2 separate regions of the Homo sapiens genome follow, and region 1 is linked to region 2. A link is a contact called in ENCODE Hi-C or POLR2A ChIA-PET data. All regions are on one chromosome and are shown on one strand. The core of a region is the stretch at or near the end of the contact, and the rest is flanking DNA. Distances in the headings are between cores, read along the strand shown.

Evidence for each region. Hi-C counts contacts between places; a loop is a spot of excess contacts on that map. ChIA-PET counts read pairs that join two places held with the same protein, here RNA polymerase II (POLR2A).
Region 1: a map of ascending aorta shows a loop between it and region 2 (2.0-fold over the local background). The contact joins two enhancer-like sites. A Hi-C loop is called at or near these places in 1 of 168 maps with a recorded cell type or tissue (ascending aorta). POLR2A ChIA-PET finds 5 or more read pairs at or near these places in 1 of 52 experiments (activated T-cell).

The regions. Positions count from the first base shown.
Region 1 is chr1:87,953,960-87,958,718 of GRCh38, forward strand. No RefSeq gene overlaps it. Among named protein-coding and RNA genes, the nearest start is that of LINC01773, 50 kb to the left of the region's middle. Within about 2 kb of position 2,217, at least 2 of the 41 ENCODE cell types and tissues checked have a DNase peak (open chromatin) inside an H3K27ac peak, as active enhancers do.
Region 2 is chr1:87,642,339-87,647,380 of GRCh38, forward strand. No RefSeq gene overlaps it. Among named protein-coding and RNA genes, the nearest start is that of LINC01773, 260 kb to the right of the region's middle. RefSeq lists an enhancer at 63-1,375. Within about 2 kb of position 2,398, at least 2 of the 41 ENCODE cell types and tissues checked have a DNase peak (open chromatin) inside an H3K27ac peak, as active enhancers do.

The DNA of each region.
Region 1 (4,759 bases), core at 967-3,466, 310 kb after region 2:
AGGCCAAAGGAACTGAAGTGAGACAAAGTATAACCGACTTGGGTGGAGTCAAGTCAGCTCCAGGAGCCAGCAACTGAAGACAACTCACCTTAGCTCTAGAGCCTAGGACCCTAAGCATGCCCAGGAGAAGAGATGGCAAATGTGAGAAAAGGCAATGAATGATTTAGGAAGGCAGTGTTAGGTTTTTGAGGGTGGGGGAGTACAAAAAAGGAGGATTGACATTTTTAAATGGTATTACCAAACTGTTGGCTAAAATCAAATATACAAACAGAAGAAAATTTTGAATTCACACACAAATGTAACTAACCAGCAGGCTCTCCACTCCTCCATCATATGTCTTATCCTAGAATATCTCAGCTCTGTCAGCTCTTACTGGGGGCAAGTTACGTAAACTCTGCCTCGTTTTCCTGGTCTGTAAATGGGATTTAGTATAATGATTTAAAGAAAAAAAATGTATATATTTCTCACAAAGCCATGTATTTGTATAGAAGAAGCCAACACATGTTGGCTGTTTTTTTTCTCCTTGTGCTATTTTTATTTAAGCTATTGGTCCTCAAACATGGTTGTACACTGGAATCACATGGAGAATCTTTTAAAAATACTCATTCCTGGGTCCCATTCCGAAGGATTCTGATTTAATTGATATATGGGGTGTGGCCTGGGTATGGAGAGTTTTCAAATCTCCCAAGGAATCATAATATGTAGCAAAGTTAAAGGGCCATTGCTCTAGGGCTCCTCATCATCCTTCTTCAGAGACCAGTGTTTCACAAGGGGTTGAGGTGTGCCAGGTGGAGTGAAGTGACCTTTTGCAGTGTCAGATTTGTGGAGGGACACAAGGAAACACTAACTCTTTACTGAAATGTGGTCTTGGGCCCAGCAGCATCTGAATCACTGGTGAGCAATTTAATTTTAGACTCTCAGATCCCACTCCAGACCTGCTGGATCATAGTCTTCATTTCAACAAGGTCCCTAAGTGATCTGCACACAGATTCAGGTTTGGGAAGTCCTGCTGTAGCTCACACGTTCTCTCTCTCTCTCTCTTTCTCTCTCTCTCCTTTCTTGCTTTGGCTTCTTTATTCACCATAGAGAATAGTGTTGAGTATTTCTGATGAGGAAATATCCTTGCAAAAAAGGCTCTGGGTCTTTATTTCTCTTCAGATTCCAATTTCCTTAATTTTTTTTTTTTTTTTTTTTTAGCTGCCAAACATAGTTTGAGTTTCTAATACCTGTCTCAACTTACAAGCACCCACTTCAAGTCTGCTGATAGATGTACACTGGGCCTCTTATGTAGCGTCTAAAAATATTCTTTCTAGGGCCGGTGCAAATGCCTTGATGGGGCCAGCTTTGGCCTATTGATGAGACAGGGTCGACGTTTGATAGAGGATCTTTGGTACATCACAGCGGTGAGACCAAATTTAGAGAATGATTATCATTTACTAAAAGTTCAGAAAGGGAATAAAATCTTCCATCAGAACCTACTTATTAAGGTTACCTTAACAATAAACCATAAAATGAATGGAATGTTGGCCTTGTGGACCGGTTCCTAAAAAAGACAATGCAAATATTTTAAACTAAAATGTAAGGAGATGGGACAGGGCTTTGGAAAAGTGGGAGTGGGGTAGAGTGATTTAGTAAAGAGAATAAATCTCAACAGGAATTTTGTTTCTATAACATTAGCATAATTCTGTGACATTAGTACTTCTTCCTCACTCCCTCACCCATCTCATTTCAAAAAGGGAAATATTTAAACATGAGTTTTAAAAGATTCATTTTGAGATGGAAATAATACAAGAATAACTATTGCTGTCTTCACTTTTTCTCTCTTATTTTCTTTCCGGAGACACGATGTCCCATTTATGATGCTTTTATGTCTATAAACGATTTGGGGAAAGCACTGAAACCAAATCTGTAAACGTGCAAGCCTTCTGCATTGGTGGGGAGGGGATAGGGTGAGGGGGAGACACAAATTGCAAAGAGCAGAATAATCAGATACAGAGGGACTTTGATCTTCTGGAGACCTAAGCTAATAGATGTTAAGTGCAGTTCAGTGGAAGTAATAACCCATGAAGAAAACAAAATCTGCAAAATGACAAAATGCTGCAGTCCACTGATCAAGGAAGACATTGGAAAATTACTATGAAAGCATCCTTAGCCCAGCAGATCCAAGGTGAAAAAAGGGCTGCGTCTGCCAACCAGCAGCCAGACATTCCAGGCAGACTTAGCCGTCTCCCATTTTGTGGCCAGATTAACACTCTGTGTAACCTGAATGCCTTCTCACTGAAAAGGCATGAACTGGCACCACTGCAGCCCTGGGCTTCATCTCTCCCAGTGACGCCATAGTGAATCACTGTGAGGCTAGCTACAGACTCGGTGGGGGCATTCCAGGGGCCGTTATTACCGTTAATCAATTAGGAAGAGTTAAGAATTTCTGAATATATGCCAAATGCAGTGCTGGTCATTTTTTTGACATCAGTAGGACATACTTGAGATAAATTTGACATCTGTCAATAAATTAGTATTTCACCAAGCAAACTACTTAGAAAAAAATTGGAAATTTACGGACATTGAAATGCACTTTAGAAATCCAGAAACTTTATAAAGGAGAACTCCTTAATACTAGTCTATTTAAGTTATATTTTATTATGAGTATTTATTTATTGAGCAATGACTACATCACATATGTTGTATACAAGATAGGGCAGAATTAATTTAACTGTATAGAACAAACTAAATTTGTATTATCCAAAGAAAATCTACAACTTGAAGTAATTACTTTTGTTGGAGACAGATTCTTTATTGTGAAAATAATTAAACAAACAAACAAACACCATCAGAGAATGTGAGTTAACAGTCAGGAAACTGGGAGAAATGGAGAATGCATTTTAAAAGTCCCACCTTCCCACATTTCATGTAATGGCTAATTAAACATATGGAATACATTATCTGAACCACAAATTAATGTGTTTGGATAGGGTAGGAGCAAACAAATGAAAATGAAGGAAAGCTATGCAATTGGAATCCAGGCATGATGTGGACAAGCTCTGCTGGGCACCAGCATTTGGTTCATGTTTGAAAAAATTACATTAGAACACTTAAAAGCAACATCTTGCTTAGAGGATTCTCCTTTTCAAGAGAAAAATTGAAGTTGGCAAAGCTCGGATAACAATATATACTAGTATTATTGATGGCCAAAAATAAGAGGAAAGGAAATTACACCACTGATTTATTCCAATACATTTAAACTTTCTGGACAGTTTCCACATGTTAAAAAGGACATTGGTGAGCATCTACAGGTATCTTATTAAGCATTGTGCTGCCTCTCAATATAGTTATTTACAGAAAGACTGGCCTTTAAAAATATATTTTGCCTATGGGGAAAATTGAGACTGGACCTACATGATGCCAATGGTACTTATAGAAAATTAAAACTCCTCAATTGTTGGAAAAGATATTTTATATCATACATGTATGTATTTTCGAAACAAGTTGCTTCCTTGTCTTAGAGTCTTGTGGGTACAGGCTTGGCTCCCACTGTAGACTAACCAGGTGATGAAAATGAGAACTCCCAACTCTGAGTTACCCGTCCATTACTCAGCCTGCTAGGCCACGCTGCCTCTCCCCAGCAACTCTCCCTATCTATTATATACATATATACAATTTAGACTGAGCATGCTGGGTGGCTTAACTAATGATTGCAGACCACTTTGGAAATAGAAAATACCCTGTGTGCACAGAACTAGTAATGATTAGATAACAGACTGTCCTAAATTTTACATTTAATTCAAACAAACCTTTTCTTGATGAAAGTTTTGCTATTAAACAAAAGACTTTTTTTATACTAGAGGTTTTCACGGTATTTTCATTTGAGTTGAATTTCTGTTCTTCAGACCCATATTTCTGCCAATTTCTATCTCTTGTGCTTTCTCTGGCACAACTGAAAGAACAAAGTTAATAACAGAGAAAGGACAAGCTTTAAAAAGTGCTGCATTTATCGTCGGTTGTAATTCTGCTATTAAATGGTCTTGGCATTTGGGAAATTCTTCTCAATCTTGCTTTTTTTCTTAGAGGTAAAAAATGGAAAACATGGAATTTATACTAAAAATAATCCTCTATCTTCTGCGTTCTCAGTCTTTACCTCTTTGCATTCAGTGTGTGACCTCCTACCTCTATAAGATAGTGTGCAAGATGAGTACCAAGCCTTTGCTTCCCCTTAACTTTTCTAGAAGTAACACACATGCACGTCCTCACACACACACACATACACTCACAATTTGTGTAGAATTATTTTTCACTCTGATTTCTGCCTGTGGAACAGATTGAAGATTTTACCATCCAAAACCCACAAAGAGAAAACTCCTACTGTGGTCTTCAGAATTTCCATTCAGCTGATTTGCCTGCCAAGTCCAGTGACCAGTACCGCCGCTCCTGATGGTGGGGAGCATATGGTACTGCTGTGAATAGTTTTGCTCTCACTGCTGTGAAATCCCACGCCTTCCTACAGAATGTGTTTGGAGGAGCAAATGGTAAGTGTCGCTATTCAGCATAGCTCTGTCTCTGCCTATGGAACCCAGTCTTTTAAACAACAAAATGAAGATAACTGCAAGTCTTCACAGGCCCTGGTTTAGTGTTAGGCTTCAGGGTTAATGGTCACCTGTTAACTGTTTCTTCTTCCCAGGAGAGAGGATTATCTTTTACACATCCTGGATTTACCAGGATGCATAATGGTAAACCAACCATCCATCATTTTTGTTTGTTTGTT
Region 2 (5,042 bases), core at 1,148-3,647:
AACCATAATAAAAAGAAATATAGTCGGGAGAAGAATATTGTGGATTTTCTTCTTGGAAATTTTGAGAAACCTTAAGACGCAGGTCTAGAATGATCTTACTGTTGGCCACAGTCAAAGGACACATAGCTTTAAATGAAAGTTTCAGGGTGGGTATTTGAGAATGTTGGGGCTCCTGAAATGATTATCTGTTTGAGCAGGTGGCGTCCATGAACTGGTCCTGAGGACATACTCCCCTGGTCTTTTAAGTCTGAGGTCAAACATTTCACAGACTCTGCCACACTAAGTGATTAACAAAACTAAGTTGTAGCTGGTAGGCAGCTGGGTGCTTATAGCCTTGTAAGCCCCAGTGGTTTAGGCTTCTTTGATTATAGGAGCTGACCTTGGTCTCTACAAGAGTTGGGCAATCTGGGGGACTGGACAAACTGCAAATAGATTGCTAGGAGTTTCCTGTTTTCATTCAGATGTGTACAAATTACCTCAACATGCCCTTTTTTCCAGAAAACACTAAGGTCTGAAAGAAACTCTTGTTATATTGTTGCCACTTAGGTTTCACTGAGCCTGCATTATCTACTCACAGCTTTAATGACTTCCTGCTGAGAGAGGTTCTGTAGCAGTCTTGGCAGCAGGGCTAAGAATAGCATTAAATGCAAGGTTATCTAGGCATTACACTCACTGTAACATGCAATTAACTCTCCTCTTCCATTTTCATTACACAATTATTCATTAATGTCAATTTAATTTTATGCATTGTTCTACATGACCGAAGGCTGATTACGGGCCTTTTCACTCCAATATCCTAAGTTAACTGGTGCCAGCCGCACTCAGGGCTGCCTAATTGCAATTTAGCCCAGAAAATTCCTCCCATTTTTGCCCTCCAGTAATGGAACAACAGATCATGGCCAGGTAAAGATTTTAAGGTGGAAATAAAGCCCAAGCTACAAAACACTGAAGTTCAGAAAAGCCTTTTTTCTTTTATTTAACGGAATAAAGGCTCTCTGGAAAAATTAAATGAAGCAAGTTTTGTCCCCTTTTTAAAAATATGATGCTTTTGTGAACTGGAGTTTAGTAATTTTAACATAACTACCAAAGTCAGAGTGTACCCCAGGTCCAAGAACCCCACTGGGCTCCTTTAGTTCAGCAACATCCTTATAATGCAAAGCTATGCTGTCCACACCTAGGAATTTTGAATGATAATGTGGAATCCACAGGAACATTGGAGAATAGTTTCCATAGGTTTGATGGGTTTTTTGACATTAATGAATAATTATTTGTTGCTGTTGTTTTAGAATATGGGCAGGTTGTAGGGTTCTGAAGTTAGTCTTTTTACAACTGTAATGGAGTGTTTTTTGAACAGCATCCCTCAGGAGGTAGAAATGAAAAGAATCCTGCTTCTCTCAAAAGCTTTCCCCACTACAGTCTTTCTACTTCAAATCAGAGTAAGTTCATTAGATATCCACCTTAAAACTATAATGGTGATGTAGACTAACAGTAATTCAGATCCTCATACATCCTTGTGTCCAAGTAATTCACATTATCGTTTAATCTGCACAAACAGCTCATCATTAGCTTTTCTAGTTTTATCAGCAGACAATTGTTGAAAATTAAGATTTAAAGAACTATTAACGAGGAAGCTGGGACTGTTCCCTGCTTTCTGTAGGTAGTTACTGTTGTTAAATCCAGGGGAAGGTGAGTCTCTGGGATAATGAAATCTATTAAAAGTCAGGAAATAAGTCTGTCCCCTCTCACAATGGGTTACTAGGTTCATTTCACAGAAGGCTTCAGTGCTAGCTTCTTTGCAAACCACAAGTAGTCAGAATATATGAACACACACATACTTTTAAGCAGTGTATAGTGCCCAGGGCTAAGAGTCAAGATTTCTCTTTCTAAAGCCACAACAAAGCAAACATGGTACAAACAGGCAGTGCAGCAGCCCCCTTCTTGCCACTATGGGTAAAGCTGTGTCAGCATTTCCACTAGAAACCCCCTTTTTCAGGGGCTTTATAACTCAGCCATAAAAATTAGTTCCAAACAAAAACTTGGCATACAAAGTTTCAGCCTTAAAGTGACCTTTTTTTTTTCCTTTGACAAATTGTCAAAGGAAAAAAACCCAGTCCTTTGGCTATTTTTACTTTTTTTTTTTCTTTTTTGAAGGCACAAAAATAGAAAACAGAAATGTACTGGTTGTGCACTTTTTTGGAACTCTTACAAAAACATTTATAGGCCATTATGGGGCATGAGTGTTCTTGGAGTACTACAGGTTTTCCAGACAGATGGTTTTATAAGACTAACGTCATCAATGCTTGTGAGGTGACTTTTCAAAAAAGTATTCTCTGTTATATCTCTTTGTCTTCAGTCACATGGAACAGATCTGCCTTATAAATGGGTGTGACAGTTCTGATGCACACAATAGTGAGTCGTTGAGGTCTATTAGCTCAATAATCCACGCTCTGAAGTATCCGTCAATATAAATTTGGCCAATAGACCGCAGAGACTGGGAAAAGCTTCCATAGTTCTTAGAGCAGCTGCAGTGTGTTCTAACATTCTCTAAATATGTAGGAAAACAATTGGGCCCGTGTGTAAGTTTTCAAACTCCTTTGAAAACAATGGGCTAAGATCCCACTCTGTGTAACTCTAGGGGAGAATTAAATAACTTTAAATAGCAGCACTCAAAACTTAATTAATGTGATTCAGCCAGAGTTGTGCAAATTTGGTGATACGAAGTGCCAGTGGTCACAGAGTCACACTTGTGGCTAACAGTGACTCACCCCATTGTTCAAAAATACAGATGAGGTCTGGGAAAAGCTTGTGATGTTTTGACACCATAGGGACTATAGCAACTTGGTACAATGTGACAAGTTAAGGACAGTCGCAGTGAGTTAAAAATGAGGCCTACTCTTTGGAGCTTGAATTATGTAAGAACATAATGAAAGAGTTTACATTATGATTATAATTACTTTTATTTGTGCTGAGGTTGCCTTTGTTAGGTTACATTAAGACCATAACCACTGAACTTACTCTCCCACCCAACTTTGATTTTACACTTAATTTATATGTTACTAATAGCTAACTTCTGTCTAAAGCCTTTTTGATTCATGCTCTGTTTGCTTTCCTTCTGTGAGGTTTATGGTCAAGGGACCTAATTTGCTGGTTTCGTTATAAGCTGCATTTTGGACAAAATATGAACTAATGGGGTTGAATTTAGGCTCTCGACTTTGCCTCAAAAGTCAAACCATGGCTTTATAACAAAGAGGTATTTAGCGGTGTCATTGGAGCATTTAGCTTCCTGAAGTTCACATATGATTAGAAGTTAAATATCTAAAAATCCATTTATTTGCTTAATAACACTGCCAAATTGAACCCGTCTGTGGTTTCTGCATTATAAAGCTACTAAAGGACTCTTTTGAGGTACTGTGTATGTGATTACTAACTGAATAGATTTCAACCAGCACCACTCAAATCAAATCATCATTCCTCATGGATTGTGCACCTAGTTCTCATTTAGCAATGCTGGGTGTCAGGGGGATTTGCAGTTTCCTGTGCTTTCCTCTATGATCTCGCTAACCACAGTGTAGTTTTATCAAATATTTGAGTCCAGGTCTGTCCCCCACTTCCCAACCCCTGTTCCTTGATGGTGCAGGCGAATTTGCATATATGTGTATCCTGCAGCCCATAGCACGCTCCCATATGCTCTATGTGGGAGATTAAGCCCTTCCTACATGGTGGTAGCCAATATCGATTGGGTGCTATAAGACACGCCAGGTCCTATTCTGAACTTGTTACCTGAAAACACTACTAAAATCTTCCCAACAACCTGAAAAGATAGGTACCATCATATTCCCCATTTTACGATAAGAAAACAGAGATACACAAAGATATTAGGCCCCTGGCTAAGGTCACGCACTAGTAAGGAACATGGGTGGATTCACATGAAGGCATCTGTCAACAAAGTCCAGCCTCTCAACCTCATGTTCTTCTGTTTCTCTAAATGTGCACTAAGTCACTCTGTGACAGAGTTCCTGTTTTTGTTTGCTTCTTTGAGACAGAGTCTTGCTTTGCTACCCAGGCTGGAGTGCAGTGGCACGATCTCAGCTCACTGCAACCTCCATCTCCTGGGTTCAAGCGATTATTCTGCCTCAGCCTCCCGAGTAGCTGGGACTACAGGCAGGCGCGTACCACCACGCCTGACTAATTTTTGAATTTTTAGTAGAGATGGGGTTTCACCATACTGGCCAGGCTGGTCTCGAACTCCTGACCTCATGATCCATCCCCCTCAGCCGCCCAAAGTGCTGGGATTAAAGGTGTGAGCCACCATGCCCAGCCGAGTTCCTGTTCTTAAAAAAATTAAAATCTAGTTGAGCTGATAAGCTCTATGTACACATGTGACACAGCTGTGTAATAAAGGACCACATGTGATTAAGAACTAAAGGTATGACAAGGGTAACAGGTGCTAGAAGCATCTAAAATAGCAGCTATCAAGGTATGTTAGCATGCTAACCTGGGAAGACTTCCTGGAGATGTCACTGTTTTTGAGATTTGAAGAATGTAAAGGCCTTGGATAAGTGGCGAGGAAGTGGGAGTTATTTCTGTTGTGGGGAAAGAGGAAAGGAGGACAGTGCTCATCCTGTCAGCATAGTCGAACCTGGGCAGAAGAATGGTAGGAGAAGTTGTCTAGGGAGGCAGGGGCCTTGAAAGCCAGGCTGAGAAATACAAATAGAACTCAAAGAAAAATCATAATGATCTGGTTAAGTGTATGGCTTGGAAAATCATCTTTTTCAAATTTGTTCAACAGTCTAGGAAATGGAGTGTGTTCAGAAGAAGGGCCTTGCTGTTTTAGCATGGGAAAGAGCTGTACACACCCTCCCTTTGCAACACGACTGTTGGTCCCATGTCCTTCCTGAGACTTCCTGAAGTGGAGAAGCTACTTCAGTCTGAGGTCTGCAAAGTCTAAAGATCAGGAGAATATGAGCAGCAGTTCATCTGTAGTTAGCAGGGGCCGGCCTCTAAGTTGACTTGGCTGGTAGTCCTAGATACTGGTGACTATA